2 separate regions of the Homo sapiens genome follow, and region 1 is linked to region 2. A link is an interaction called in ENCODE POLR2A ChIA-PET data of the cell type or tissue named here. Cell type or tissue: PC-3. All regions are shown on one strand. Links, peaks and the distances in the headings refer to the core of each region. The heading gives the core; the rest is flanking DNA.

What was found. Peaks named below come from ENCODE experiments on the same cell type or tissue, not always from the same donor. Only the 100,000 strongest peaks of a DNase experiment are listed, where the experiment ranks them.
Region 1: POLR2A ChIA-PET joins it to region 2 with 5 read pairs; 1 of 35 experiments calls an interaction of 5 or more read pairs at or near these places.

Annotation. Positions count from the first base shown.
Region 1 is chr6:114,614,097-114,631,258 of GRCh38, reverse strand. No RefSeq gene overlaps it. Among named protein-coding and RNA genes, the nearest start is that of LNCPOIR, 77 kb to the right of the region's middle. In PC-3, for the core only: no CTCF peak of the experiment used is centred there; no DNase peak of the experiment used is centred there; H3K27ac peaks cover 548 bases.
Region 2 is chr6:116,207,459-116,224,620 of GRCh38, reverse strand. NT5DC1 (5'-nucleotidase domain containing 1) reads right to left here. Exons shown (of 12, transcript NM_152729.3): 7 at 3,393-3,567; 8 at 1,490-1,587. It also overlaps a transcript of COL10A1 not described here. Among named protein-coding and RNA genes, the nearest start is that of TSPYL4, 38 kb to the left of the region's middle. In PC-3, for the core only: no CTCF peak of the experiment used is centred there; no DNase peak of the experiment used is centred there; H3K27ac peaks cover 378 bases.

The DNA.
Region 1 (17,162 bases), core at 9,035-11,534, 1.6 Mb after region 2:
TAAATAACAAAATGAAGGCAGAAATAATGATGTTCTTTGAAACCAATGAGAACAAAGACACAACATACCAGAATCTCTGGGACACATTTAAAGCAGTGTGTAGAGGGAAATTTATAGCACTAAATGCCCACAAGAGAAAGCAGGAAAGATCTAAAATTGACACCCTAACATCACAATTGAAAGAACTAGAGAAGCAAGAGCAAACACATTCAAAAGCTAGCAGAAGGCAAGAAATAACTAAGATCAGAGCAGAACTGAAAGAGATAGAGACACAAAAAACCCTTCAAAAAATCAATGAATCCAGGAGGTGGTTTTTTGAAAAGATAAACAAAATTGATAGACTGCTAGAAAGACTAATAAAGAAGAAAAGAGAGAAGAATCAAATAGACAATAAAAATGATAAAGGGGATATCACCAACGATCCAACAGAAATACAAACTACCATCAGAGAATACTACAAACACCTCTACGCAAATAAACTAGAAAACCTAGAAGAAATGGAAAAATTCCTGGACACATGCACCCTCCCAAGACTAAACCAGGAAGAAGTTGAATCTCTGAATAGACCAATAACAGGCTCTGAAATTGCGGCGATAATGAACAGCCCACCAACCAAAAAAAGTCCAGGACCAGACAGATTCACAGCCGAATTCTACCAGAGGTACAAAAAGGAGTTGGTACCATTCCTTCTGAAACTATTCCCATCAATAGAAAAAGAGGGACTCTTCCCTAACTCATTTTATGAGGCCAGCATCATCCTGACACCAAAGCCTGGCAGAGACACAACAAAAAAAAGAGAATTTTAGACCAATATCCCTGATGAACATTGATGTGGAAATCCTCAATAAAATACTGGCAAACTGAATCCAGCAGCACATCAAAAAGCTTATCCACCACGATCAATTCAGCTTCATACCTGGGATGCAAGGCTGGTTCAACATATGCAAATCAATAAATGTAATCCATCACATAAACAGAACCAACAACAAAAACCACATGATTATCTCAATATATGCAGAAAAGGCCTTTGACAAAATTCAACAGCCCTTTATGCTAAAAACTCACAATAAGCTAGATATTGGTGGAACGTATCTCAAAATAATAAGAGCTATTTATGACAATCCCACAGCCAATATCATACTGAATGGGCAAAAACTGGAAGCATTCCCTTTGAAAACCAGCAGAAGACAAGGAAGCCCTCTCTCACCATTCCTATTCAACATAGTGTTGGAAGTTCTGGCCAAGGCAATCAGGCAAGAGAAAGAAATAAAGGGTATTTGATTAGGAAAAGAGGAAGTCAAATTATCCCTGTTTGCAGATGACATGATTGTGTATTTAGAAAACCCCATCATCTCAGCCCAAAATCTCCTTAAGCTGATAAGCAACTTCAGCAAAGTCTCAGGATAAAAAGTCAATGTGCAAAAATCACAAGCACTCCTATACACCAATAATAAACAGAGAGCCTAATCATGAGTGAACTCCCATTCACAATTGCTACAAAGAGAATAGAATACCTAAGAATCCAACTTAAAAGTGATGTGAAGGACCTCTTCAAGGAGAACTATGAACCACTGCTCAATAAAATAAAAGACGACACAAACAAATGGAAGAACATTCCATGCTCATGGACAGGAAGAATAAATATTGTGAAAATGGCCATACTGCCCAAGGTAATTTATAGATTCAATGCCATCCCCATGAAGCTACCAATGACTTTCTTCACAGAATTGGAAAAAACTACTTTAAAGTTCATATGGAACCAAAAAAGAGCCCTCATTGCCAAGTCAATCCTAAGCCAAAAGAACAAAGCTGGAGGCATCATGCTACCTGACTTCAAACTATACTACAAGGCTACAGTAACCAAAACAAGCATGATACTGGTACCAAAACAGAGATATAGACCATTGGAACAGAACAGAGTCCTCAGAAATAACACCACACATCTACAACCATCTGATCTTCAACAAACCTGACAAAAACAAGAAATGGGAAGGATTCCCTATTTAATAAATGGTTCTGGGAAAACTGGCTAGCCATATGTAGAAAGCTGAAACTGGATCCCTTCCTTACACCTTATACAAAAATTAATTCAAGATGGATTAAAGACTTAGATGTTACACCTAAAACCATAAAAACAATAGAAGAAAACCTAGGCGGTACCATTCAGGACATAGGCATCAGCAAGGACTTCATGACTAAAACACCAAAAGCAATGGCAACAAAAGCCAAAATAGACAAATGGGATCTAATTAAACTAAAGAGCTTCTGCACAGCAAAAGGAACTACCATCAGAGTGAACAGGCAACCTACAGAATGGGAGAAAATTTTTGCAGTCTACCCATCTGACAAAGGGCTAATATCCAGATCTACAAAGAATTCAAACAAATTTACAATAAAAAATAAACAACCCCATCAAAAAGTGGGCAAAGGATACAAAGAGACACTTCTCAAAACAAGACATTTATGCAGCCAAGAGACACATGAAACAATGCTCATCATCACTGGTCATCAGAGAAATGCAAATCAAAACCACAATGAGATACTATCTCACATCAATTTGAATGGCAAACATTAAAAAGTGAGGAAACAACAGATGCTGGAGAGGATGTGGAGAAATAGGAACACTTTTACACTGTTAGTGGGAGTGTAAATTAGTTCAACCATTGTGGAAGACAGTGTGGCAATTCCTAAAGGATCTAGAACAAGAAATACCATTTGACCCAGCAATCCCATTACTGGTTATATACCCAGAGGATTATAAATCATGCTACTATAAAGACACATGCACACATATGTTTATTGCAGCACTATTCGCAATAGCAAAGACCTGGAACCAACCAAATGTCCGTCAGTGATAGACTGGATTAAGAAAATGTGGCACATATACACCATGGAATACTATGCAGCCATAAAAAGGATGAGTTCATGTCCTTTGCAGGGACATGGATGAAGCTGGAAACCATCATTCTCAGCAAACTATCACAAAGACAAAAGCAAGCATCGCATGTTCTCACTCATAGGTGGGAAGTGAACAATGAGAACACTTGCATGGGGCAGGGAACATCACACACCGGGGCATATTGGGGGGTGGGGGGCTGCGGGAGGGATAGCATTAGGAGAAATACCTAATTTAAATGACTAGTTGATGGGTGCAGCAAACCAACATGGCACATGTATACCTATGTATCAAACCTGCACACTGTGCACTTGCACCCTAGAACTTAAAGATAAAAAAAAATACAGCCACATTTCATTGTGTGAAATTATTCAGAACTTCAAAACAAATATTTGTTTCCACAGTTCTACTGGTGCTTTGCAAGAGGCACCAGGAGCCTGTCTGTTTGGCCAGTTTTTCTTTTTTCTTTTTTTTTTTAAACTAGCCTGCCAAAATTGTAAGAACCACGACAGTGAGCCCAAGACACATGAGGCTAATGTGCTTAAGTGCTGCTATAATAAAAATTCTGTTCTCAAATAGCACCCCCTTTTATTCTAATGAAGAACACTTTCAAAATTAAGCACAACAAAACTTTTATTCCTATTATTGTTCTGAGCATTGGAAGTCTTCATTGAAGTCAAGTGACCCCAAAGAAGTAGAAAGTTCACAAGCATATGAATGTGAATGGAAAAGCAGAGGATAGACTTGGATATTTGGGGCAAGTTTTTACCCTCAGCTTTATGCAAATGTTAGAAATAACAAGAGCATATAGCACTAATTCCAGTCAAAATAGTTGAACCAACCAGTTTTAGCAATTTAACTTTACAAATATAAATAACCCATTACTTTTTTTTCTATACAATGGCAGCAATTAAAATTTTTAAATACAATAAAAATTAGTTTCTCATTGAAGGCAAACATAACTAGTAATAGTTTCATTGGGTTTTACTCAAGTATAGCACAATGTAGACTGGGAAATATATAATCAGAACTCTGTGAGTGGGGGGCATCCCTTAGAAAGACAAGGGACAATATGCAGAAAGTTGAAACTGGACCCCTTCCTTACATCGTATACAAAAATTAAGATGGATTAAAGACTTAAATGTAAAACCCAAAACTATTAAAACCCGAGAAGAAAATCTAGGCAATATCACTCAGGACATAGGAACAGCCAAAAATTTCAAAAACATCAAAAGCAATTGCAACAAAAGAAAAAATTGACAAATGGGATATAATTAAACTAAAGAGCTTCTGCACAGCAAAAGAAACTATCATCAGAGTGAACAGACAACCTACAGAATGGGAGAATATTTTGCAATCTCTCCATCTGACAAAGATCTAACATCCAGAATCTACAAGGAACTTAAACAAATTTACAAGTAAAACAATTTTACAAGTACAAACAACCCCATTAAAAAGCAGGCAAAGGACCTAAACAGACACTTTTCAACAGAAAACATTTATGCAGCCAACAAACATGAAAAAGAGCTTAGCATCACTGATTATTACAGAAATGCAATGAGATACCATCTCAGGCCAATCAGAATGGTGATTATTAAAAAGTCAAGAAACAACAGATGCTGGTAAGGCTGTGGAGAAATAGGCATGCTTTTACACTGTTGGTGGGAAAGTAAATTAGCTCAATCATTATGAAAGACAGTGTTGCCATTCCTCAAAGATTTAGAACGAGAAATACCATTTGACCCAGCAATCCCATTATTGGATATATACCCAAAGCAATATACATCATTGTATTATAAAGATTCATGCATACGTATGTTCATTGCAGCACTATTCACAATAGCAAAGACATGGAATCAACCCAAATGCCCATCAATGATAGACTAGATAAAGAAAATGTGGAACATAGACACCATGGAATACTATGCAGCCATGAAAAGGAATAAGATCACATCCTTTGCAGAGACATGGATGGAGTTGGAAGCCATTATCCTCAGCAAACTAACACAGGAAGAGAAAACCAAACACCACATGTTCTCACTTATAAGTGGGAGCTGAACAAGGAGAAGACATGGACAGAGGGAGGGGAACAACATAAAATGGGGCCTGTCAGTGGGGTGGAACAGAGAGAAGAGCATCTGGATAAATAGCTAATGCATGTGGGACTTACTATCTAGTTGATGTGTTGATGGGTGCAACAAACCACCATGGCACACGTTTACCTGTGTAACAAACCTGCACATCCTACATATATATCCCAGAACTTACTATTAAATTAAATTTAATTATATTTAAAGAAATTCAAGGGCAAGGTAAAAACAGAGGGTCCCCACTAGGAGACTCCATGACCACATGAAAGGCAAAAGCATGGTAGATCTAGGTCAGAGGCACTGGACACAGAACACTGATTGACCCAGAGTTCTTGGGCTGTGCATGCACCAGGGTAAAGGCTGAGGTTTAAAATGACAAGAACACATTTTACCATTGAACCAATAGTGGCTATAGGTACTAGGATAGCAGTATCCCTGAAAGTGATGAGACTTCAGGGCAGAGGGGCTCTTAGTCAACTGGCAAGGTTTGCAGCGTTGGAGATCAGGCTGCAGAAGCCCAGTGCTGCATGGCTCTGTGGCTCAGCTTGTGTGAGGCAGCTCAGAAATGCTGGACATCTGAGTCTACCCAGTAGTAGAAGGTGACCAGATGGCTGGAGGACTCAGGGCAGTGAACATTCTCCAAAGGAAAATACAGGCTTTAGGCAGTCATGGGTGTTTCAGCCTGGAATACTGAAGTATGGGCCAGATGCTCTGCTTGGTGGCTTCCAATATGCTTGATTGCAGTATTCCATAGAAATACTTCAGAAGATGGAGAATCCTTGGTAACCACAGTATCCTGGAGGGCTCACAGACTCCCAAGTCTCAATGTGGTACAAGGTCAAAAAACATTCTTGTTTATAACCTCAGCCCCCATCCTGGTGCATGCACAGCCCAAGAACTCTGAGTCAAGACATATTCTGTGCCCACTGCCTGTAACTCAGATCCACCACCCTTTTGCCTTTTTTTTTGTGGTTATGGAGTCTCCTAGTGGGGGCCGTCTATTCTCACCAGGCACCTGCCTTCCTAAGCGATGCCAACCTCAGAGAGTTCTGATGATTCATCTCTAAACCTACTTTATGCTATACTTGAGCAAAACTCAGTGTAGATATTAATAGTCATTTTTACCTTCAATGAGAAATTGATTTTTACTGTATTAGAAAATTTTAATTGCTGCCATCATATATAAAAATGTAATGGATTGTTTATACTGGAGAAGTTGAATTGCTAAAACTTGTTGATTAAATTGGGGGATTTGCCTAGTTTTCATATTCCAAACATGGCTTGTCTGAGGCCAGCTTCTGTTTCTGACAGTGTATCAGTATAGCATGAGCCACCCTCTAGATTCTCATGTCTTTAGAATACCTGAACACACAAGTGATACAGCCTTGAAGAGAGAAACAGTGTTGCATTTATATTTGCTGTGTGGAAATGCACCAGTTCATAGTAGTTAAGCCATAGCTACATAGTTACATCCTGAGATAATGCTTTGAGAATATTAACAATTTTTCCTGTTACTCTCTGACTTTGTTCTTTTGCCCCACTGTGCCTGCATCTCTCTCTCTCTCTCTGTCTCTCTCTCTCTCTCACACACACACACACACACACACACACACACACACACACACACACACACACCAAACAGCCCAACCTATAACTCAGAAGAGTAATGTGACAGAGTAGAAAACAGGAAAAATGAGTATGTTTCTGGCCTTGTTTTCAAAAGCATAAAACTCTTAGAAAAAAAAAATCAACTCAGAGGAATCTTAGTATAGACAGAGTATTTGACAGAAGATGATTAAGAAAAGCATGTATGCCTAGCCCCAGCCTCCTTTCCCAAATCAGGCTGATGGCAGAGAAGAGGAAAGCCACAAAAAAGATTGACACAGGGAGGTGCTGCCTGGTCAAGAATGCCAGTGCTTACAAAAATCCCGGTTTTCCCTCCTAAGCCTTGATCCCTGCTAGCTGACATTGCTCAGCTCTCTTTCAGTTTAAGTGGGTAGAAGTGATGTACACCACTTTTAAGATTAATTTCTATAAACCCCATGCTCTGTCTCTTCTCTAGAAGAGACCTTAGAAGATGGAGGAGCCACAAGATGGAAAGAGCCTGGACCATGAATCATACTGTGACTGAAAAGGTGCCCACCAAACACTCGATTGGAGCAGGAGGTAACCAGGACAAAAGCCAGTGGGGTTTGAGTTTATTTGTTGCATCTTTTCACCTCCCTTATTACTATATTGATGCCCACAATAGATTTGTGGACTCTGAGAATGGAAGAGACCTTCCCCATAGACAGCCTGGGAAAGATGGCAAGAAACCAGCAAATGAAGACATTCCTGTGGGCTGAAACAGACAGAGACATGGACAGTCTCACAGAGACTCCCAGAGCTTGATGTAGTCCCAATTCAGGCAATACAGGACACAAAGGCTGAATAAGGACAAATAGCACACAGAGTCAAGGCACCGGGTTTCTGTCCTTATGGCACACAGCTGCAGCCATGTTATGCTTTGCCTTGCCTCTGTAGACTGACTCTTGGCAACATGTGCTCCCTTTACACATACTTCCTTGTGGACCTGGGCTTGGTACAAAATTACTGAAGAGGGTTGCCAGACCAGAAGAGACCCAGCAGAAAGAAATATGCATAGGAACCACACATCTGGTTTGCCTGAGGTAGTCATGCCTTGTATTCATTGTCTTGGCATAGTTATTTCCAGTATCTCCTTTTATTCTGGAAAGTGTCTGCTTGAGATAATAAATCATATGATCTCCATAAAAACAAGAGTTGTTTACATGAATACATTTAGGGATATACAATATTAAGGATGAAGTGTCCCTCTCTGGCTGTATTCCAAGGCAAGCTTCCTGGAACTTAGATGCAGCCTAAGAAAAGGGGTACAAACCAACTAAAACTATATTTCTGCCACTGAGTGAAATGTAGGCTCAAAATAGAGATTGAATTTATTTATACAAAATTGTTGTATTTTTTTACATTTCTGAGTCTTAGCGAGATTTTTATCTGCTACCCACAAGTCTCTCTCACACACACACATACACACACACATAGTGTAGAATAGATCAGGCTTCAAATCCAAGTTCTTTTATTTACTATTAGGTTTCAGGTTTGTTTCTCAATCTCTCTGAGCCTAGGTTTCCCATCCTCATCTGTAAAATTAGGATCATAATCCCTGGTTTACATATATTATAAGCATTCAGTAAATTAACATGTTTAATATGTTTGAAAATATAGTTTTCTACTGCAATTTATACTTATCTGCATGTGCTTATATATGACAAAATACTTCAATATTAAGAGAAATTTGCCCAGGCTTATCCACCTTCCTATGCTGGTAATATTGAGTATGTAGATTACATGACAGATGTTCCTTTGCTCCCTTCCCACTCATATGTACCCTCTTTGTTGACACCTATATTCAAACTTTAAAATATATCTGAAACACAGCCAGCAGCCATACCCATGCCAAAGCTAAGATTTCCGAATATTCATAGAGAAACAAAAGACAAAGTCACCTGGAGACCACTGGTGTCAGCCAGGCTGGCTGCAGGACCACCCCTACATGAATACTGCTTGCACCAATCTCAGGACTCTCAATTATCACTGTTTCTTCTGCCCAGCATGCATGTCCCTATGCAGCACAGCAAGCCCCATTCACAGACCTGCTCCAGAAAGTGGGGCTGTTTCTTGAGGCTCCAGCCTTTTCCAAATCTCACCCAAATGGCTTAACTTAGCCCTCCCCATCTCTCTGTATCATTTCTAATGCCCATTTCTTAACAAAATAACACAATCACATAACAGTAGACATGCTGTTGTGAATCTGCAGCTGTGAACAGACACCAGGGCAATCATGTCCAGGAGTGCAAAGTAGAAATACAGGAGGGTGACACTGGATTTATGCCAGGCTCTGTACAAAACACTTTCCATTCACCATATCTTATAAGCCTCGCAACAACTCTACAAGGCAGCAGTTATTACCATGATCATGTCATGGGTGATGAAGTTGAGGCTTTAAAGGGTAAGCACCTTGCTCAAGCACCCATAGTATTAGAATAGATAATATTCATCAAGGATGTACCAAAAGCCAGAAACCATTTAAAATTTTGTGCATATATTATCTCATTTAATTCTCATAACAAGTTGTGAGATAATTCTAATGTGTTACACATTTTACAAATGAGAAAAGTGAGTTACACAAAGTGAATTGAATTTTTCCAAGGTCATCAGTAACTAGTAGTGAGGCTGGAGTTTGAACTCAAGCAATCTGGCTCCAGAATGTGCACTCTTAACCACTTTATTATGACTAACAACTAGTTAAATCTTCTGGATTCCAAAAGCCAACCTCTTAATCTTATGCTCACATCAGATATTCAAGGGTCATTAACTCTTGTGGATAACAAATGGATCATTTTATGTAAGAAATCCGAGATCAGAAGGGATAATTGGTTCAGGATTCTTGAGCAAGGTCTTAGGAGAACTTCTTACAGTACTGTTCATTGTGAGGGAAACTTCCAGTGAAGTGATAGCAATGTGCACATCTCTAAGGACTTATGTAAGCCTTCTGAAATAACTTGACACTTTGGGCTCAACTGAAATTTCCAATCCAGAATGTGCTAGGTTTCCTTCAGCATGGATACACAGGAATGCATTCAAATTCAATCTGTTACTCTCCTGGTCTTCTAGCATAGATACAAAGTAGGATAAAGATTAAATAACTGAAAAAATTCCCCAATTATCCAAGCACACAGCATATTTTATTGGGAAAAAAGGATATAGAAAGGTAATATAGCATTATTATGTAATGTTAAAGACCACAATCCCAAATAAAACTTCCAAGGTTTAAAGCTCAGCTCTGCCATTTACTAGCTTGGTGGTTTTGGGCAAAAAATTTAACATCTATATTGCCTTCTTTTTTTCATCTTTATAGTGGGATGGTAATAGAATTTACTACCCAAGATTGTTTTGAACATTAAATGAGTTAATATATGAATAGCACATGGTAAATTATATTTTAAGTGTTTGTTACTATAATTACCAGAGCTTTTATGTGTTAGGGAGCTGAGAAGCTATCACTCAGTTTGCTAATTCTTTACTCCTTTTATCCAATTGGTTTCCCAGTTTTGTAGAATAGACCTTCAAAATATCTACTGTCTCTTCCATTCAATTCCCCCTATCAATCTTCTGTATTTCATTACTTCTGTATCCTTAAACTCACCTAAAACTATACTTTTAAAGTCAAAAGTGTAGGCTGTGAGCTCAGTGGTATTATCAGCCTCATTAAAATGTTAAGTTATCTTCTCACTTCCAGGTCAATTAATTTTGGTAATCTAAGGAAATGAGTAACTTGTGGGAAATTTTAGAGTGAACAATAATTTGAAAATTAGACAGCTAATATGTTGGTATATTTTTTCAGACTAGTGAAGGGCAAAAACTGGAAAGATATAAAATTTGCAAATTAGAATTAACATTGTCCATATTTGACATATTTTAGAGTCTTCATTCATCACCACATTTTTAGTTTTATGCTAGAAGATGTTCATACTGTACAGTTTTCTAAATTTCAGTTCCTAGGCACTTTGTAGTAACATAGTTAATATAGCTTAATAATTTGGTAAACCTAACCAATAATATTATAATTGTGAAAACATAAAATTCAGACTCAAATCTTTTATATTTATTGCTTTTTAATTAATAATATGTCTAAACTTTTATATAAGAAAATTAATATCTTGTATTCAACCATGTAGTTATATATTTTATTTAAAAATATTTACATATATAAAACATTCAAAGGACAACATATTTATAGAAAAATCAAGTTTTTACTTATATTATTAATTATATAAGTAGCTAATTATTTTTCAAATGGCTAAGATAACTCTCTCCAATAAAAGCCTATGCGAGAATAAGTAATCTTCTATTTATAACATTTTTTATCAAAATCATTGTTACTAATAATGATAGCATACAAGTGCAAATTGTTTTATAATTAACAATGTTTTTTAATTTTAACTTTCTACTAGAAAATGTCCCATTAGTTCAGCATTTCATTTATCTGTTAATATGCCAACTGTTATGAAATTTTCAGTAATTCACAATCCAATGACTCAATAGCTCTTCAATAACAGTCTTGTATAACAAGCTGGTAAAATTATGCTTATTATAGAAATAATAGAGTTGTATCTAAAACCTTCCATATTGCTTCAGCTTTTCAGTTCTTAAGGGAATTAGAATGATTAGACTCTATTTCTAGCAGAATTCCATTTGGGAATAAGGATGATTTAAAAGAAGGGAATAAACCTGGTTATTAAAAGAAACTCAAATAGATTTGAATACAGTAATATGCTTTCATGTCCCTTTCCAACTCTAGTGAAATTTTATCGTAAAATATATGAGTCATTAGCCAGTTGGAAAGCCAGTAGAAATATAAACATAAGATATGAGTATGCTTAAGGTAAATTCAACATTGCAGAAATATGTGGAGAATAAAATCAAACTTGAATCCAGATAGCGTAGACTTTTTGTTGTGAGATCAGGAAATAACAATATTCTTATGGCTTGATTCACTTCTCTCTTTTTTTTTCTTTTAAGACAGAGTCTCACTCTGTTGCCCAGGCTGGAGTGCAGTGACCTGATCTTAGCTCACTGCAACCTCCGCCTCCCAGGTTCAAGCAATTCTGGTGTCTCAGCCTCCTGAGGTAGCTGGGGTTACAGGCATGTGTCACTATGCCTGGCTAATTTTTTTTTTTTTCTTGAGGTGGAGTCTCGCTCTGTCATGCAGGCTGAGTGCAGTGGTGCAATCTCAGCTCACTGCACCCTCTGCCTCCCTGGTTCAAACAATTCTCTGCCTCAGCCTTCCGAGTAGCGGGATTACAGGTGCCCACCACCACACCTGGCTAATTTTTGAATTTTTAGTAGAGTCAGGGTTTCACCATGTTGGCAAAGCTGGCCTTGAACTCCTGACCTCAACTGATCCGCCCACCTTGGCCTCCCAAAGTTCTGGGATTACAGGGGTGAGCCACCGCAACTGGCCTGATTCCTTTCTTTATTTCAGGTTGTTGCATTACCATGCCTTTTTGTGTCAACTTTTGAGAACAAAAAAATGTTCAAATCTACCTGAAAATTTGTGAAGAACTTGATACTGGTAATCTTCCAGTTTCTGATTTTTCTATCTACAGCCAAAGGAGCAGACAGTGGATAGGACAGACATTATCTGAAAACCTGTTCTCTGTCATACTGTTTCAGGCAATGCAGTTAGGAGATCCTTTCCTGTACACGCAAGTATACAAGGGAAGCAAAAGGGGCAGATTCTGGTGAATGTGATCTGATTTGGATCACCAACATCAAACCATTGGGCCAAGTATCAGTGGCTGGCCAGCCAGCCACTGTTGACCACTTCAGAGCTTTGCAGGGATCACAGGGTAAGCCACAAGCAACAGAGCAAAACAATGGTTCACCAAACTGTAGAGGGCATGGAGTTTTGCCCAGCCCCATATTCAGCAATACCCCATTTAGAGTTCAGCATCTTAGAATATGCTCAGTTATACATGAAATATGAGCAACAATTTTTTAAAGTGTGATTTTAAAATAATCAGTATAAATAAGACTGTATTTATATTCTCAAAGTGTCAGGTTTAGTTGAGTTATTATTGTCTACCATAAATTAATATTAAGATCAGTTAAAAATCCCTTGTATAATGAGGTAGAGCAAAGATAAAATAAAAGTAGGACCAAAGATGGAGGACAGGAAGATGGAGGGAAGAAAGAAGAAATTATAAATTAAATTACATTTATTGGATTATTTGCTTCTTTATGTTTTGTTTTGTCTTTAAAAATACAACTAAATAGTAGCAAGGCAACTCATTAATTCAGCTAATCAATATGTTGAATATAGGCCAGGAGCGGTGGCTCATGCCTGAATACCAGCATGGGAGGCCGAGGTAGGCAGATTACTTGAGGTCAGGAGTTAACCAGCCTGGCCAACACGGTGGAACCCCATCTCTACTAAAAATACAAAAATCAACTGGGTGTAGTGGCAGGTACCTGTAATCCCAGCTACTTGGGAGGCTGAGGCAGGAAAATCACTTCAACCTGGGAGGGGGAGCTTGCAGTGAGCTGAGATAGTGCCACTGCACTCCAGCCTGGGTAACAGATCGAGACTCCATCTCAGAATATGTGTGTGTGTGTGTGTGTGTGTGTGTGTGTGTGTGTGTGTGTAATATAGAGAACAATATATCTATATCAAGCAAAAGGGTGTTGTCAGAATATTATATTTTTAGTGTCTGTCAGTACCAGGCGTATCAGGCGTATGGAACCAAAATGCCTTTTTATGTCTCTCAAACTCCTTTAATTGCAGCGTTTGTTGTTGTTGTTGGGCTTTTGTATTTGTTTATCTCCTCTATTTAAGGTTTTAAGAATATGTGTTTTTAGTGTAAGAGTAAAACTCTTCAGTAATATATCATCTCAAATTTAAGTGAAAAATGCTCTCCTGTTCTCCATTATTTATACAAGCTTATCTTATAATTTAATCCGAATACAAATGTATGCTAATACATAGATGCAGCATGAATCCATTCATTAATGTGTGTTTTATGGACATTGATGGAATCTTACTAACATTATTTTACCTCTTGGTATAAACATTGCACCCAAGGAAGTACATTTTCCAATTATCTGTACAATTATCTTGTTAGCTGGTATGTACATCCTTATTATTTTTGTTACTGTGAAGACTTTGCTAAGCCCTTTAAAATTATCTTTCAGTTTTCAGTTACTCCTAACAAAACTCTTGTGGCAGAATTTTGTTATGTCTAATGCAGATGAAGAAAGTGATGCATAAATTGTTTTCCTGAGATTTAATCATTTATATCATACCAAATCTTATCCACTATAGTATCAGCTAATTTCTGATTAATAACAGTTTGAGGGTGACCACATGTCATTTCTGTTTATGACAACTTTGAGTTGGTTATCTCAGTCCTTTTCTTAGCAGACTTGTATCTAGCAGCCAGTACAGCATAACACTTGATCCTAATTGATAGCCAAGTGAATAGCCTCAACAAAGAGGCCTATAATTAAGAAGCCACAAGACTGAAAATGATGAATTCCTTCCTTACCTCCCACTATGCTTCATCTAGAACAGGACTGAAATATATATTGTGACAGGAAGCCTGAAATCCTATGACAGTAACACAGAAGCCATCTATTTCTGTTCCAGCCAACCAAGACTTTTAGCCAGTATTACATCCACTTACAGTGGACAAATTAATAATTATTGAAAATGTCTTAAAGTGTGGAGAACATAATAGGTACTTATTAATGGACTAGAAGTTCTATTTAAGTATCATATGTGGACTCTTCTTACATATCAAATGAGTTTCCAACAAGCTTGTATAAAAGATTACGTAGCCTTATGTACAAAAAGCAGCAAAAACAAAATCTTCACATATATAATCTTCTAAGTAACATAATAGGAATACCACAAGGCGAGAACTGGTCAGAACTGCTCACAAATAACTGAACAACTGGTGCCTTTAAATCTCTCAAGGACAAAAATTAAACTTTCCTGAATGGGATGATAAAGGCAGTGTGATTTATCTAAGGTGCATATGTGGTCTATCAAATCTTCTCAATGGAGAAATACTGTTTTAATTTCTTATAAAGTCACTGTCATCCAGAACCTTACTACTTGAAGTTTAACATGGTTTTTCTTTTTTGTTTTCAAATTCCAAATTGGATAAATATGTTATTCTCTCCCCCTCATAGAATCCTTGGTAAGGGATACATGGTCAAAGTTAGAAAACTTACAGGAAACGAAGACAAAGTGTTTGAAATAAGCATCTAACAAATGCAGCCCTTAGGAAGGAAGTGTGAGAAAGATAAAATTCAATCTTTCTGGATTGAGCTGTCAGGAAGAAGTCACTGAAAAATAGAGAATTCTAATTGAAAGAGACATCCAGGTGATATTTCTTTTCAAATGCATACATTCCTCAGTCTATGTGGTAATTAGAACACTTGAAAGTCTTTACTATAAAAGTATCTCATATGGCCTGGCCATGATTTCCCTCTCTAAGATAATGCATTACATTTCTTTGTATTTTACTTTTCATTTTTTTATCTGCTACTCTTCAAGGATGATTATAGGTATATTTTTCCCCTAATTGTTCACCTAAAGTGAAGGATTAGTGAAACCCCGTCTCTACTAAAAAATACAAAAAATTGGCCTGGCGTGGTGGTGGGCCCCTGTAGTCCCAGCTACTCAGGAGGCTGAGGTAGGAGAATGGCATGATCCCGGGAAGCGGAGCTTGCAGTGAGCTGAAATCACACCACTGCACTCCAGCGTGGGCAACAGAGTGAGACTCCATCTCAAAAAAAATAAATAAATAAAATAAAATAAAATGATGTGTTCTGATCATAGTCTTATTAAAATCTACTGACCATAAACTATAAATTGTGTAGTCTTATAAATGTTATTTATATCTATACAATTCCTACCATCACTCTTTAAAAATAGCATTTGTCAAAAAACATTTTATTAAATGAACAATGGGGCCATATGGATACCATATAGGAAAACGCAATTAAGAATAATTAATTTTAAGCAGTTTTCATAATAGATGTCTGAAAACATACTACACATGTTCCCTGGTATTTAGCATTGTTTTAGAAAAATGCTTTGCATCTTCTCACTAATGCTTTTGTTTTAGAGCATCTTGTAGTCTCCCCATTAATCTGAATGACCTCAACAAAAACAGAGCAAGGCTGTTTTGGCAGAAAGACAAAGGACACTTTCCCCTCAGCTTATAACAAATTGCTTTCATTAAGTACAAATGGTCTTGGAGTATTATTCTACTTGAGTCTCCGCCTAGTGACAAGCCTAAAGGGGAGACCCAATGTTGATTGTAAACAATTAGAATGCATCTCAGAAAGTAGAATGTCCTCCTATAGTTTAAAAACATCCTATTCTAGGAGCATGAGGTGGGCCACATCCAACCATAAAACACCAATTTGTCACGACTTTGAATAGTTATGTCATTTCAGGCTTTATTTATGATTAAGAAAATCAAATTAAGATGGACTATATAGTAGCAGAAATTTATTGGATATACTATGTTTATTATTAGAAATATTGAGTTTCTGGTGTTGCAGTTAGGAATTAATTCTTTATAGATATCTTAAAAGAAGCCTCTAGTTCACTTATTTCAAGGTCTTTCTACACCATCTAGAACTGGATCTTTAGGGAAATAGTCATTTCAAATATCTTTTTTAAAATTCTTGCAAATATTAAAGTATGTAACAGAAAACAAAAATAAAACAAATTTTAGGTTAAGTACAAAATAATGTAGAGGGGAGTCATAACATAATAGAAAAATAATATTCTGTGTTTATGGTTTCAGCTGATTTTTTGGAATCACTATTTTTTTTTCTTATAAACTTCTGGTCAGTGAGGCTTTTAAAAAGACTACAATTTATAGACATTTCATAATATGACCTTTAGTTCTTTTCTATTTTTAAAGCATGTTTGATTTTGACATTATTTAGAGTTAGTATTTAATACTTGAAAAATAGGTTCTAAGCATGCATGTCAACTACTCTTCATAATGCTATTTTATTACTTCGATTACTGCATTTCATCTTCACTATGCATTTATAAATCTCAGTTTTCAGTTTACTAAAACTCAGCATTTTAAACTGAATCAGATTTCTAGCTGCAAATGATGTTTTTAAAAGGAAGATTAAAAACCAGCTAAGCTGGAGCACTTCAAAATCTCATTGGTCTTGCCCTAAGCAAGAAGTTGAGGAGAGAAGAGGGAGCCATAAGATGTACATTTCATGTTTGAATAAGGGATTGATTTAGAGAAGAACTCCAGGCTAACTGAGACAGAAGATTGTAATTTTCTATTCTTCCAATGCTCTGTCAATAAAAGAACATTAGAGATTCTCTCCTCTAAAGAAGCAGTTTATATTTGGGGTTCATCATTGCCATCAAAAAACATTTTTTGCTATTCACACAGCAGTTTCTCCACAGGAAGCAGTATGGATTGCATTGAGTATGAGAAGGAATCATGGAAAAGTCACCATTATTTAATAAATTCTTACAGCATTAGGAGGTAGGTGATAAATAGTATCTTTTCCTTCACCTCTGCAGCTTCATCCACACATGT
Region 2 (17,162 bases), core at 8,650-11,149:
TTGATCCACTGCCAGGAACACTCTTCCTCTGCTCTTCTCAGCACTTGTCCCTTAGGGCTCGCCTTGCAAGTCACCCTACCTAACCTTTTTGGACAGAGCTTCCCTGGCCAGCCACTCTAAGGAGGCCTGCCCCATATACTGTACCTCATAAGGTGGTTATTAGCTTCATGACACGTGCTACAATCCATAAGCATCCCTTGCACTTGCTGATGTGCTCACATGTTCACACATCTGTCTGGTGCACAGAAAATGCCTTGGTGCTTGACACGTGCTACCATGAACCTCACTTAGATTTCACTGTTCATAAGCCCACCACTGAGTACTGAGCTACTATCAAATGCCTAGAACTGAATCAGGCTTTTGAATAGCAAAGTTCAAAGTAAATAATACTGTATTACCATATTAAATAAATGTATTAAATCCATCTGACTCACATGAACACTTTTTTGGGAAATTTTAAATTTTATTTCAAAGCAGGATAGTGTGTGGCCATGGGAAAGTAGAGAAATGTATATTAAATATCAGTCCAACCTGGCCCAGGTTGTTATATAATGCCAAGCATATGAATCAAAAGTAAAATTATAAATCATATATTATGGTGGACACTTATATATATTTTGCATATAATATGCATGTATGTTAATTTTATCATTCTGTTTAAAATACAGCTAGATTTCTAGGTAGATCTATAAATTTTATTTGTTAATAATCTTTTATACATTTATGTGCATTTGCAACCATTAAGTGTGTTTCAATTTCCAACCATCCTGGATTTATTTTAGATGTTCATCTCCTAAGAGAACTTCTGAATGGTCCTCAAATGTTAATATATCATTGAGCTTATTTGAAACTACTTAAATAGAAATAAAAGACACAACAGATATCAAAACACTGTCTTTCACTCCCCAAAAACTATAACTTCTCTATTCCGGATCAGGCTCTTCTTTTTATTCATTTATGTATTTATTCAAGAAGCTTTCAAGAACACCTACTATGAGTACCTCACTCTACTATCATTCTTTTTCATCTGCAAATCCCTTTCATTCCACCTCTCTCCCTATCAGTCTCTTCTACATGAATGACAATTCTAAATAACCTTTCAGGAAGGCCTTGCCTGTTCCCCAGAGAGAGGAATGTTTCATTTGTTATGATCCTCATGTGTTCCACAGGCGCTTTTGTTCTAGAAGATAACTTGACTGATTTATCACAAGTAATCCATCCTTCAAATATTTATCGAGGCATTTATTTAGGCCCTAAAAACTAAGGTGAAGTTCATGCCCTTCATTTTTAAAGTTGGGGAGAGACTGACATGCAAAGAAATAATTGTGATATAAAGCGGTAGCATAAAATTTAATACAAACATAGGTTTATTATCTTTTTTCTTCCCCATGAGAGGAAAGAAGACATGGCATTGCATGCAACACAGTGTTCTGCACAAGGTTGTTAGCCAACTGTATACAGGAAAAGAAAGAAACCAAATGTAACTTACCGAGTGTCCGGAAAGGTCTCTGACTTGGTAAGTGGGAGAAGAAACCAGGCTTCAATGCATTTGTAATCACAATGTCAAAAAGGTCTGTAAAATCATTCCTAAAAGCAACACAATTTTTCATAAGTTTATTTTAAGAATTAGAAAAGGTCCATATAAAACAGAACTTGATCTTTGCTTATCTATTTTACCACAGCATCATTCATCTTTTGACTAACTTTTACATGCTTTATATTTTTCTCACACACTTTAAGGTGAACATTCCACTGGAAATAGAAGGTGGGTGAGTACTAGTCTTCCTGACAACTCTTTGAAGTATAAACATAATCAGGAAAAAAAAGAGAGTAGCACATAGACTCTAGGTACCAAGCTGGCTTTGGTAGTGAACTCAATAGTTTCTAACAGCTGGAAATATTTGGAAAATCTATCTTCAAATTTGGGGGCCTGAAATTGGCTGGCTTTGTTAGCTTGAAGAGTTAACAATTTTGTGTGTTACATGGGTCCCACAGAAAGCAGCATTATAGCAAGTCATGGTCATCTTTCAGAGAGTGCTTCAAATGTGAAGAAGACACTTTATTTGACAATCAGTGTAGTCTTATAATGTGGTAACTTTTGTATGACAATAATTAATGATTTTAAATCTGTAGTTAGCATTATATTAAGGATTACTTTTGATGGCAAAGGCAAGGTAGCCCTTCTCCTGAAGGACTCACTATTACAATGGGGGAAACAGTATTTACCCAACATTCTAGAATACTTTTACAAATCCAAACAGCAATACATAGAAATTAAGATGAAGAAAGACTATGGTTATCTATGCTAATAAAAAAGGAATTAAAATCCAGATTGTTCATTTTAAAGCATGGGCCCACTACTAGGATAGCAAATGTCTCTATGAGAGGCACCTTCTAAGACATCCAGGACTTTAGCCTTAATTCACCCAAAAGATGCATTATTATGTATCAGCCTGTATATTATTCAGAAAGCAGGAATTCTACTCACAGATTCTAAGCATACCATAGAAGAAACTAAAGCCACACATGCTAAGGAACATGGAAATCATGATGCTAAAAGGGCTGGTGAAGGTAGGTTTTAAGGCTCAAACTTGCTCCATACTCATGGCAATTCGGTATTTGATGGAATTTGAGGAAACATTAGGGGAGACCTAATGACTCAGGTAGAATCTCGCTTTGACCATAGACATTTCCTGGTATTTCCCACAAGAATAAGTATTTACACACTGAAGTCTATCAACTATTCCTGTCTAATTCTCTACCTGTATTATGCTATTTAAATATCCCCTCATACCCACAAGGAATTACTGTACCATTTTTATGACGGCAAAATTGAAGCTTAAAGAGGTTATAAAACCTGCCCCAGGTAATACAGTAAACTGCAGAGCGGGGCTTGAAATCAAGTCTGTCTTACTTTAAAGTCTATGCAATTATACTGCCTTCATTCTCATGAATTCAATCCCATCATGGCTGTGTTAAACAGTAAAATACATGGCTCCGCACGGAAATGACTAAAGAGTGGCTGTACTCCAGGTATCTGTGGAGGAGTATAACCTACAACTCAGAGTCCCTCAATCATCGTCCAAAGATGAGAAACCAAATTCATGGAAAACTGAAGGATATACAGTTTACCACCTTCTAGAAAACCTAAAACCTGGACATTCGGTGAGCTATGAGCATACTGGTCCCCAATAACACTGCTTTGCTAAAATGTACTTGGTTGGGCTGCTGTCAGCAGAGATTGAGGTATGTCATGAGAAAAAAAATCAACTTGTCACTCAGCATTGTTTAAAATAATGATATGGTCATGGCTGACACTTTTAAAAAAGCCCTGGTCTAATTTGCTATCTGTATTTCATAAGACAATGAAAACTGAATGACTCATCACTCACCCAAGAATATATTCGCAGAGAAGTCTACAGTAATCACTGTGAGAACTGGTAATTAACAGAAGAATTTTCCCAGCATTCTTTAGCTGTCGAAGCCATTTTTTCACAGATTCAGGACAACTATGTAAATATCTGCCTGGATCTCTTTTTATTTCTGGAAAATATATTCCACAGTTTTCTGAAAAATAAAAATATCAATGAGGTTTTTCTTTTTAAACATTTTTTGACTAAATATATTCTCTAACAAGTTAATCTCTTTCAAATCTATAGATAAAACTAAAAGGATAAGAACAAGGTTTGACCGACCTAGCAATTATGCCAATACTACTTGCTTTTTAAGAATAGTTCTTTACTTGAAAACACAATATTGTTTGAAAATGTTAGTTGATAATATTCGCTGGCTATTTGACAAGAACTGATAAACTGTTAAAACAGGTAACACAAGAAACACAATATGATCAGCATTTTCAAATGCTGTAAGAGAAAACCTTACATTTGAAATATCAATTGTTACAAATACTCTTTTAATTATTCAATGAATATTTGCTGAATACAGACAAGAAACAAATCAACACTCAGATATTGCACCAGGATCACATCTTTTGCATAAATAGCCAAGAAGGGCGATGAGTTCCTCAGAGTCACAGTTTGCTATTTCAGATGGAATCTATACTAGGGGAGCCATTCTATAGCCTCTGAGAAGTGCTGAGATATCAAAATGGAAAAATCGGTGCAAAATAGGCCAGAACAGGCCAAAAGGCACTGTATTTGACAGGGAACAATGAATGACTCGCATCACTGAAGCGGGGTTGCTTGCTCTGCCCCTTTAGAGTGGCCACGGGGTCTGGCTGAGCTCCAGGGCAGATGGTGGCAGTGTTTCCAGATGTCCTGACCAGACTTACCCATAGTGCTTGACCCAATGCCTTTAAAGTTGTGGGTACTTAGCAGGCAATTGCAGATTTAGTTGAAATGTTACTAGATTCATAACACATACTGTTCTCAGAGCATGATAGAACTAGTAAGCAGATAAAAAGGATTCAAGATTTTACTTTCTCTAATTGTTAGGAAAAGGACACATGCATAGACAAAAAAAAAAAAAAAAAAAAAAAGGTTAAACAGCTTGTACTGAATGATAGAGTCTGCAATAGCTAGATATGGGATACATCCGTGACTCTCTCCAGTGTGAAACACTTGAAATACTTGGCAGTTATATTTCAAGAATATCAGGACATCAGGAAGAAGAGTTGTTTTTTTTTTTTTTTTTTTTTTTGAGACAGAGTCTCACTCTGTCACCAAGCTGGAGTGCAGTGGCATGATCTCTGGCTAACTGCAACCTCCGCCTCCCGGGTTCAAGTGATTCTCCTGCCTTAGCCTCCCTAGTAGCTGGGACTACAGGCGTGTGCCACCACGCCCAGCTAACTTCTGTATTTTTAGTAGAGACGGGGTTTCACCATGTTTGCCAGAATGGTCTAATGGTCTTGATCTCTTGACCTCACAATCCGCCCACTCTGCCTCCCAAAGTGCTGGGATTACAGGCATGAGCCACCATGCCTGGCCAGGAAGAAGAGTCTTTAAGTGAAACAAAAACGAACAAATAAAAACAAAAAACGGTAGCAAATATTGTGGTCTGCCTCCCCACATCCATCTCCCTCTTTGCTGGGGAGTGCTCTGATATTGTTTCGGGTTTCATCTTCCTCTGAGGGGGTCTGTGATGCTAGGAAGGGCAAGGGTCTCTATCAGTCTACACCTATCACAGTTATTCCCTCCTCCTGTCATTGAATTGTTTAGGAAGTGCTGGGGACCCAGGCATGGCAAATGAGACCTGAGGAGAACTTTGCTGCAGGATCCTGAAGTAATGTATACCACTGATAAAAATAAACCTATAAAGGGGGGAATATCCCCTCTTCTACTACTGGACTTTCCCATGATTATAAATTCTATGTAGAACTGCAGCGGTTATCATCAACACAAAGCACGAGTCTGATATACCAGAGATGGCGGAGTGGACATATGAAAGGAAACAAACCTGGGTCCCTGATGACATCACTGGGTTTCTGCTTTTGTTTCTGTTTTTGAGACAGGGTCTCGCTCTGTTGGCCAGACTGGAGTGCAGTGTGGCACGATCATGACTTACTGCAGCCTTAAACTCCTGGGCTCAAGTGATCCTCCCACCTCGGGCCTCTGAAAGTGCTGTGATTACAGGCATGAGCCACTGTGCCTGGCCACCACTGGATTTCTGATTAAGTCACTGACTAACTCTAACCACCACTGGAAGTACCATTCAACTTCTGGACAACCTCTGGTTGTGTAAAATAACTCAATTTAGTAATAGCTTAAACATTAAGGTTATTTATTATTTGCAACTTAAAGCATCATGATTCAGAAAATATATTGCATGAATATCATAACCAGACCAAAACTAACAAAAGAAATAATATTTTGCAATATGAGAATAATATTTAGAAGACCAAAAACAAAAACAAAGTTTTTGCTCTTTTTATATTTTGCCCTACAGGAACTTCTGTGTGTGAATCTCTAGGATCTATTTTTAACATGCCAGAGGCTATATAATAGCCCTTTAAAAAAATTAAAATATATTCTCTGTTTCCCAGGGAAGAGGAAGTACTAGTAAGAAAAGGTCAGTTTAAGAAACAGATGATAATAATAAATCTAAATGGCTAAGAATAGAGAAGTTTGATGAGTGGATGACTGCTAATTTCAGAGGCTGTGTCTCTCTCGTAACTTACTATACCTAAGGGAGTCAGATGTGAGATTATTTCACTTAGAAAAACAAAGCTTTTGTAGCAAGAAGAATTTTATGGGCTACGTAAGAAAAAAATTTATAGTGTGTAATGCTGAAAACATAGACTTGCTTTCAGAAAACTTGAGAAAAAATTATTTTTTCTTAGCTATATGTGCTTAGTGCCATCTAGTGATCAAAATATAAATTACCATTAAAAAGCTACTGTTAACATTTCCAAAGGAATAAAAATACAAGGCATACGCATTTAAATACAATATTTTAAATTTCTTACCTAGGTTAATTGCATTAGTATCTCAATTAATAATGTCTGATTCAAAAGAGTACCAATATAATAATTTAATCAGATAAAATTATTCTCTGAAGTCATAACAGAGATGTCCTTGTTTTGTTCATAAGCCAGACTGAAATGAACAAACTAAAAAAGACAAGCCCTGTACAAACACATACCCAATGGTAGATTATGAGTTGCTCTTACTACAAAAGATCACTGTCATGGAGAAAATATTTTTGCCCCCTTGTAACCTCCAATTATTAAAGGAATAGGAGACATAATTATACAAATAGAAACATCTTTTTATTGAAATAAGTCAAGGTATTAAATCAAATGAAGAGTTATGTTAAACATACTACAATGGATTATAATTGTCTATTAAATTATATCCCCCAAAGAAACTATAAACTTCTAAAGGCAAGAAATATATCTTTCTGCTTGGCATGGAGCAAGTATTCAACATATGAATACCTAAATTAGTGCAGGAGCAGACACAGGAACATTTATGTTTCCTTACATTCAAGGCAAGAGTATGATTAGTACCATATAGCCAAACTGAAGTGATAAAAATAATATTATTCATGTATGATTAAGGCAGCCTATGAAAAAAGTCATGTTTAATTATGATACTAATTAACACTGATTGAACAAAATGGAATTTAGACCTAAGATGGAAAGGAGTGGTATTGTTTGTTCTTAACTCACAAAGAAGCCTGTGTTTTCACTTAACCTCCAAAGGAATTCTATTTCACTGCCACTTTATGTAACTTATTTTCCTGGTTTTTCCACCACTCTTATATCCTTTGATGCTGATATTTTCTAGGTCCAGATGAGATTTAAAGGAAATTCTTTTAATAAGCTGATTCTAAGGAATAAAAGTTTAGCTCTCCTATGTTAAAAAAACTGGTTAATGTAGAGTGACAGAAATAATACCAAAGTGTTGCAACAGTCTGATATGCACATCAAATGGCCTGAATACACCAAACAGGATATAGGGACCTCTCGTGGTAAAAAAGTATAGTACAACCTGAATATTAAAAACAGTTTTTTTCAGTTTAACAGACAATTGTGCCACATCACTATTTCTATCATCACTGAATAAGCTTTTTCTTGTTAACTGTATCACTACTGTTTGCATGATTTTTGGCCAGAATTTTCAAAGCTGCTGTCCGAGGGGACTAGAGATGCCAGGATGCTAACACTTCCATGGTCAGCCTCCAAATAAGGTCTGTTGTTTCCATTGCAGAATATAATTTAGAAGAGATTTAAATATTTACAACCTTTACAAGTTATATAAGAGCACGCTAGTGAACAGCTAAAATGCCTAGCGATGAACTGTTTAAATGTACTTGCTGTAGAGATGATATAATTAATTTTCTTAAAAGAAGAAACTTCTTTGCTAAGAGACACTGAAATATTTGTTGGAGGATAAAAGAGATAAATTTATTTTGTTTATTTATAGGTGGCAAAAAATAAAATTAAAATGTATTAAAACAGATTTGCTGTTTATATAACAAAATATATGGTTTATATCTAATATTTTATAATTAAATAAATAAATCTAGAATATCTAGATTGTGTAAAGTGAAAATCTATATGCTAAACATAATACTTGGAAAGTCTCTCAAATAAAAGCTGGGAAATGAAGTACAGAATATGAGAGAAAAACATAATATACAAAATTTACATTTTAACAGTATCTGATTTCCAGATCTGTAATTTAATTTGCATATCCCGGCCCTACTCCAAAAATTCTGATTTAATTGTTTTGGGGTAGGGCCACAACATTGGTATTTTTTTTTTTAAAGCTTCCCAGGTAGTCCTAATGTGCTACCAGGATTAAGACTTGTTGACCTAAAATATAAAATATAAAATATAAAAACCAGAATTCTTACTATTATTTTCTGTGTATTTTGCCTGCTTCATTGGAAATCACAGGCTCTCAGAGGGCAGGGACTTTTGAATTTTATAGTATCTTTATTACCTAACATATAGCCTTGTACATGTTAGGTAATCAACAAATAATAACTGTTGCCAATTATCTTAAATGTCATTGTGGTTGATGATCTTTAAAGTGTTTACTCTTACACTATACCAATTAAGCATGGTACTCTAGATTTAGTTAAGTATTGTGAATACAGAATGATGGATTTCATTCCTCCTTTGAAAGGAGGATTCCTGGAAAAAGTGTATATTATGGAATTCTTTGAAAGAAAAATTATTCGAACAGTTTAAATGAGTATAGACAAGCCAAACAGACTCCTTTATCTCTCCAAAGCCATCAAACTGCCTGACTCTGTGCTGAATACAGTCTATAAATATGATTTTGGGTCGGCAGTATTTTAAAATTTTTGGATGTTAATGTCCTTGGACAGTATTACATATGTATTGTAATAGTTTACCCACAATCCCACCACGCCATATTGTCTGCACTTGGCCTAGTCAACTCCCCTGTTGCCATCAGTTTACAACCTATTTTTTCTCCTATGATATCAGAATGAATCATTCTAAAAGAACCTAGTTTCCTCTTTCCGACATGGTTACTGGACAGACAACGTAAATGTGGAGAGAGGTTTTTGAAGGTCTGCCTGGTTTTATTCAAAATATAACAAATCCTTTAATGAGGACGCTGACAGCTGGGAGGGTCAGCAGATGGATCTGATGACAGAATCACATACAATAATATCTGGACAGGCTGTAAAGTCGACAAGGTGACTCAGTGAGGTACAATTTCATAGGGAGAGATGAAATCTTACCAGGTTGAAAGCTCAGCCATACAGGCATAACATTGGAGGAGCTGTTGTTTGTCAGCAACTTCAAAATATAGAGCTTACAGTCAGCTTAGGCTCCACAGTATAGACAAAGTAAAATAAAAAGTTTGGAGACCATGTTTTGCAATTTATTTAGTTACTACTATGTACTTTTGATATCATGTTTCTGGAAAAATATTTCTGCTCCAGAAAGCTGGGTAAGAAGCATGTGTCCTCCTTTATAACCCTAGGCATCTTATCTTCATGTGCTCCGTATTATCCAATTAGGTGATTAGATTGTAGAGCTACATTAATATCAGTACAATGTTCAGAACCAGGAAAGCAATAATTTCCACTCTTTTAATCATTTTCAGACTAAACCTTGATAACTGGGTTCTATTCTGGATGACACTTTTCACAAGAAAGTGTGTCCAGAGAATGATGATGTTAACAATTCCTATGCCCCCCACCCTAGAGACCTCTGGTGGAGCCCCAGAGATACACACTGGCCAATCAGACATTTACAAACCTGTGAAACAGGCAGCTTCAAAGGACCGTTTAATCTTAGAGTTGCTTGAGTCTATGCCTCCATGGTGATGTCCAGCCAGATAACTCTTTTTTTTTTTATTATACTTTAAGTTTTAGGGTACATGTGCACAACACAGATAACTCTTTAGCCACAATGAACACCCATTTCCACAGTGTTTCTCCTCCTCTAAAATGTCTTTGCATTTTGAATATGATATTTCAAAAACAGACTTTTGGTAGAGTAGTGGGTCTCAAAATGAAGGTAAATTAGAATTATCCAGAATGCTTTCAAAAATACTCCTAGAGTTTCTGATTCAGTAGGTTTGGGGTGGGGCCTGAAGATGTGCATTTCTAACAATTTCTCAGGTCAACTGACAGTCCAAGAACCACACTTTGAGAATTACTTCAGTAGAATACCCCTATAAAACCAGACAGCTTTTTGAAAGCCTTTTTTCTCCTAGCAGAACATGGTCCTCACTATTTCGGCTAGAAGTGCAAAACCAGATTATGCATATTTAACGTTATCTGATAAAAATGCTCAAATCTGTGTCTGTGTTTAAAAACATTTTAAGTAAAAATCTTTTTAAGTAAAATAGAATTTATTTTTATTTCCTTTATAAGAAGGATATATATGAGAATAAAGACCTGATGAACTGTTTTATGTTTTTTCAGTGTACTATTTGACATTCACTTTCATTTCTGAGCCTTGAGAGCAATACTCTTGCATGTAAAGTAGAAAAAGCACACACTTTGGAGTCAAATGGCCTAAGTTTGAATCCTAAGTTTGTAAGTGGTTTGCCACTTACAGTATCAGGATTTTTGAGAAATTTACTTAAAAATTTTAATTCTTAATTTCTTCACCTATAAAATCTCATTAAATTATGGAGAAGAAAGCCAGGCACAGTGATGTGTGCCTATAGTCCCAGCTACTTGGGAAGGTGAGGCGGGAGGATCACTTGAGCCTAGCCTAGGCAACACAGAGATATCCCATCTCTTAAAAAACAAAAAAAAGTAGTGTGGGTAAAGTATCCATCTCATAGTGCTTGGCACAAAATCCCCAATAAGAATTCCCTTCCACCCCTTCTACTTACCTAGACACAACTCTTTCTGATCCTTTTGCAGGGAGCCTATCACTAGAGGTGAAATAGGCAGGATCCTGTGCCTGTTACAGCACTTCTCAAAGTAGCATTAGTTTTTAGTAGCTCATTATAATTGAAGGGGCATTTTCATGTTCTCCTACATGTGATCTACACATAGAACAGATGTTAAATTTATTGAATATAAAACATTATAGAAGATGTGAAGTGGATTGAGTTTCCAAGATGGACACAACAATATCTCCCACCTCATATGTCTAGAGTTGGAGTTAATTGTTCCATTCTTTTATATCTGGAGAGGTTATTTTACTGCTTTGACCAATAGAATGCAGTGCGAATGACCCTGTGTTAGTTCCAGGTGTAGCCCTTAAATGGCCTGGCAGCTTCGACTCCTTACCTGTTGGAAGTCATGTGCCATGTAAGATGTGCAACCAATCTGAGGCTACCTGAGATGCTGTGAGGAATAGGTTAGATGAAGAATTTGTGTTGTAGGTGCTCCAACTGCCAGCCCCAGCTGAGTGTTGAGCTAAAAGCTTCAACTGCAAGACATAGTGAGCCCCTTGGACATCCAGCCCAGTCATGCCTTCAGAAGACTACTGTCCCCACTGACATCTGACTGCAACCACAGGAGAGACCCCCACGTTTAGAAGCACCCAACTAAGCCCAGAATCCATAAGTGACATGATACTGAGTTTTGTGTGTTGGTATCCTATGGAGCAATAGATAATCTAAACAAGATGCTTTGGAATAAAGTCCCAATTTTAATTATTATCTCTATGCAATTCAAGATAAAATATTCACAAATCCTTTTAGAAACAGATGAAATAAAAGTAAACAGGCTCTAAATTGTTTTTCTTCACCTCCAAAAAATAACTCAAAGGTTTCTACTGCATATAAATTTACAAAATGTAAATACATGAAAAGCTTTTGTCAGCATAAATGTTTTAAACAGTTTAAAGAAATCCAAAATTAACAAGTATTTAAAGCAAATTCTACATACTTATCACTTCTCATCTAGTTCAAATATGAAATGCTTAGAAACTGAAAATAATAATCAATTGCTGAAATACAGAGTGATTATAGCAGTAAAAAATGAATATCCTGGGATGTTTGTTCCCCTGCCTCCCTGCCACCCATTAAATCTCAACTCAAAAACTTTGGATTTTTCTTAAAAAACTAGATTGGTATTCAAAGGAATATGCATTTTAAAGATCAAATTTTATCACAAGAGTGCACTGTTTCCTTAATTAATTTAGTTCAGATATCCTCAGTTTCTTCAGAAATATCTTTTCTTACTAATAAAGCCAAAAGTATGCAGAGTTGTATTTCACTTAGAAGCAATCCATTTCAGAACACACATAAAGATTATAATCACAAAGGATTACTTGTTCAATGTCCAGACAGTGTATTATATAAATAGGAAAGCCCTCTCTAGCCTCCTAGGTCTGTGCCACATCTATACCTTGCATAGACAGAGTAGTTAAGCAGCTATTTTAATGAGGCACTACTCTGTTTTTCACTATACTTTTCCACCTGTATTTGTATCAGTCATATCTTCTATATGCTTTCATAAAATATCACCTGGCTAGTTACTCCATGATAACAAAAGAAAAAGGAAAAAAGAACATACTAAAGTTTCAAATCAGTGAGATTTTAACTCTGATAATTGTTTTGACAGAGTTATTAACTTTTTAATAAAAAATTTGAAAAAGAATTGATAAAATAGTATTAGAATAATGAAATAATTTCTTTGATATAACAAACATAAATATATAGGATAGTCTATGTGTAATACTCTGCAACATTGCTTGAGGAGTAATAATGCCCTAAGCCTGGGTTCTTATCCTAAAATCCATACACAGGCCTCACTGCGTGAATGAAACCCCAATACTCTTTGCAACATTTTGTTCATCAGTGTGTTGTGTGTGTTGGGGGATCAGAGCAGGTGTAGGCTCTCTAGCTTTAATTAGATTCCTGAGGCTAGGGACATGAAGAACCACAGACTTAGATTCTCTTAGATTTGCACAGTACAACAAAGCAAACATTCCAATATCCCTCCCTTTGTTATAGTCGAGAAAAATCTTATAAAAATGTCTTAGAAAAAGGAAATTCTCTGTAATAGGTAGTACAGAATTTGTACACAGTTTGTCCAGGAATAAATATACTTCGTGGACTCTATATTTTTTACATGTAAATTATTCTAAGTCCAATACATTTATACTTATTTGGCATGGCTAATGAATGGCTGTTCTAGTTAAATTAATTTGTAGGTTAATTAAGAATAACCAAATATACAATATAAAAACATACATAAAATACAGTCAACTCTTACTGTTGAACCTATATGGAAAAAAGAACTATTTAAAGAGATTAAATTATTGCTTTTCTTATATATGATACACTTTTGCTAGAGAAAATTCATTGTATTGGGTTTTTTATTGCTGCACAACAAACCACCTCAAACATGATGGCTTAAAATAACAATGTATTATCATCTCCTGATTCTGAGGGTTGACTGAACTCAGCCAGGCATTTCTCACTTGGAGTTGTGCCCGGGGGTATGGAATCATCTAAGGGTTTCTTCACTCACTGTCTGGCACCTGGGCTGGGCTGGCTGGAACGGTGAGAGCTGGTGAAACAAACATCTCTCCACTTAGCTAGCTTGAGCTTTCTCTCTGCATTTGGGTCTCACAGTAGTTGGACTTCTTAAGTGGCGGTGGGTTTCCCCCAGAGCAAGTGTTTTAAGACAAGCAAAAGCTGCAAGGCTCCTTATGACCTAGTTTTAGGAATTTTACAGTAGCACTTCTGCTGAATTTTACTGATGATAGAGGTCCAGCTCATTTTCAAGGAGAAGAAAACAGAAAGGTGTGACTTCTGGGAGGCATGATTCATTAGAGAGCTATCTTTGTAGACTAGCTGCCAAACATACTAATACTTCTATGTGATTCCTGCCAGTATATTTTCTGTTCATATCTAACTCTGTGGGAATTTTAAGCATACCATATATAGTTTTTTTTACCTGTGTTTCTGTTCAGCATTGTATCTGAGGAATTTCCTATGGCATTAACATTTATTTTAAAACATTTCCATGGTTTTAACTTAATATCACTTTTAAAATAGATTATTTATAATAATTATCCTCATAATAACTGACATAATCTGAGTGCTTATTTTTGCCAAACACAGTTCCAAGACCTTTATAACTATTAATGGATTTAATCCTCATAATGACCCCAGGAACAGGTCCTATATGATTCCCGTTTTGCAACTGAAAATCCGAGATACAGAGAGGCTAAGGAACTTGCCCAAAGTCACACAGCTACCATGTGGCAGAATCGGAATTTGAATGCAGGCGGTCTGCTTTCGGAGCTTGTGCAATACTGCCCAGTTACAAGGCATTTGGGGACTCTATGGTAACTACAGGGTCACCACAAATCTTTACTCTTTTTTTTTTTCACATGGTACATTATTACATTTCAGGGGTTTGAGGTTGTTCAGAATTTTAATAAGTGAGAGTTCAGAATTTGGATAAATTTTGACAAATCAAATTAGCTTCTTTTTGAACCTTACATATAAATTTATTTAAAATCTTGCAATGTGGAAAGTCTTTTAAGCATGGCACTGAACTCAAAAGCCATAAAGGAAAATTGAAACACCAAATTAGATTTCTGCAGAGGAAAAAAGTATCCATCAATATGCATTCTAATTATATCTAGAATTAAAAGGAGCCTTAGAAATCACACCCTTCAACCTTGTCATATTAAAGATGATTAAGTAGCCACCACATATTTTGCTCAAAATTACGGTTAGTAACAAACTTGGGTATGGAATAGAGTCCTCAAGAATCCTAATCCACTAAACCTCATCATTTATGTGTCTAAATCTATATGTTTGAGATTTAACTTATTTGATGACCATTATCTGTTAAAGAAAAATAACTTGCGTTCAGAAGCAGAAATCAAATGCTTTAAATGGTATGCCTGTTTAGCTATATAATTATTGGATAATAATTATAAAATTCAATTCTGCTTTTCCTCAGGATTTCTGCAGAAGTTCTTTGTCACTGAACTGATATTGTCTCTGCTATTATCTGGAAACTCAGACCTTCCACTGAGATAGGAAAAAAAACCCCAAATAAACGTCTAAAATTAAGGCATAAATATTATCTCCCTTCCTGGAATACTCTGCCTTCCCTCTGCTGCCTGGTGAACCTTGGAAGCTTGTCACAAGGTTACCTTCTATGAGGAGCCCTCCCCAATACCCACTCTGCACATCAATGATGGCATTCATCATGTTACACTATAATCAACACTTGTAATAAGCATATTTATGTATTTTTCTTTCTTCTGAGACTCTGAGATCTTTTAAGAAAAGAACCATCTTAACATTCATGTTTATACTCCTAATATCAGGCAAGTACCAGAGGATTCCTAACTACAGAAGTAAGTGTGTGTGGGAAAAAGCTACCAGGCAAGACTTACCAGGTGACCATAAAGACCAGAGGTTGGCAAACCACAGCCCACAAGCTAAGAAAGGTGCTTACATCTTAAAATGGTAATGTAAGTATCAATATAATAGCCTTGATTTTGTCTCTTGGTGCCCAAAGCCTATAATATTTACTATCTGGCCCTTTAAGAAAAGGTTTGCTGAATCCTGATATGTAGTATTTAATAACTACGGGACAGTAACGTAATAAAAATACAATTAGTTATATATAATGCACTATTACTAGAAAGTACCAAAAGAATAATAAAATCATCAATTTAAGAGACTTTGTTTAAAGCCTATGCAGTCTCTGAGCAGAGTGAATATTACAAAATGATTTGTGATCAAACTAATGAAAGACAACATAAATACCTTTATGTATCTTTTAATCACAGTGGATCCCCAGCCATGATGTAACTGCCCTTCAATTACTCTCTGGCCTGGGTTCTCTATTAGTATATTCTATGAGCCAGATGATGGGTCTCTTTACTCTGCCATCTCTTTAAAACCTATCTATATGTGCCTTTGCTATTGCTTTTATGATTTTAGCACACTTTATTTTTAGTCTCTGAATAAGATGTTTTCAGGCTCACTTGGTCTGCTTGTTAAAAGAGCAATCGCAGGGTCACAGAAAGACACTACAAGCCTAGGGCTGAAAGCCACCACTGGTAATATTTTTCCTCATGAATGTCAAAGGAAGTTGAAAGATCCCAAAAATGCACATGATGACATGATGACATGATCAGAAAGAACTAAAGAGCTTGTAGCTTGAGATGAACGAATAAAGGCACTATTGCCTAAGTACAGCCTTACAAATTAACTGTGCAAGAAATAGGAATGTTTTCCTTGGTACAGCAAAACAAAGATGCCTCCAGGTAAAACCTGGGACAGGTTTTAGGGGCTAGCTTCAAAGAGATACACTGTAGCTTTCATTTCAAACGGTTTTAAAATGTATTTGTGAAGCATAAAACATTTTGGGAGGGTTTTGTTTTCAACAGAAGTCAGCCCACTGACATTATCCTTACTTGAAATCTTCCACCTCCTTCAGAAGAGAGAAGCTGGAAAAAATTAGGAGAACTAAAATGGGATGCCTCCGGGCAAAGCAGACTCAGAAATGTGGCAATGCTTATTCCTTTGAAAAAAGTTACAGTTGACTTCTCTAGCTTTGAGGCACAAAGAGATCAGAAAAAATAACAGGAACATAGAAATCATAAGCTAGATATTAGGGGTCATTAACTATCAATGTCTTAAGGAAATCTGCCCCACACTGAGGACTGAAGTGCTCAATTATTTAACAAACGAAAGACCTGGAATAGAACTTTCACTGTGTTTCTTCTAACCTGGTTTTTCTTCTGTAGTAGGTAGCCTAACAGAATGCCGAGACAACATTTCAGTATGTATACACTATGCTAAACTCAGCTCCCAAATCAATATAAATAACAAAAATAATCTGTGATGGGAACCCAGTCCTCATTCCATAATGATCAGTAATGAGGCACAGAGTAAAGAAAGCCTGGGGCGGCTCTTTATAGCCTCTGCAAGGAGTGGGCAGAGACTCAGGTAGAAATACAGTGGGAACCTGGGCACGAGGGGTTCACAGTTGAGTAATGGCTGGGTTCCCAGAATATTCTACTCTAAGCAGGGCTTTTAACCATCTAAATTCCTCTTTTTTCTTCTTTGGTCTTATTTTTGCCTTTTTCACACTGCCTGCTTCCAATCTAATGCAACAAGTTTATATATTTTGGGTATTTTTTAGAATTAACATATAATCATAATAAAATACAATCATATATACTTTTCAAACATAAAGATGAAAGACTTTTTAAACCAAAAATTAAGTAACTCTTTACCCGGTAAGCATGAAAAAAAATCTGAAAA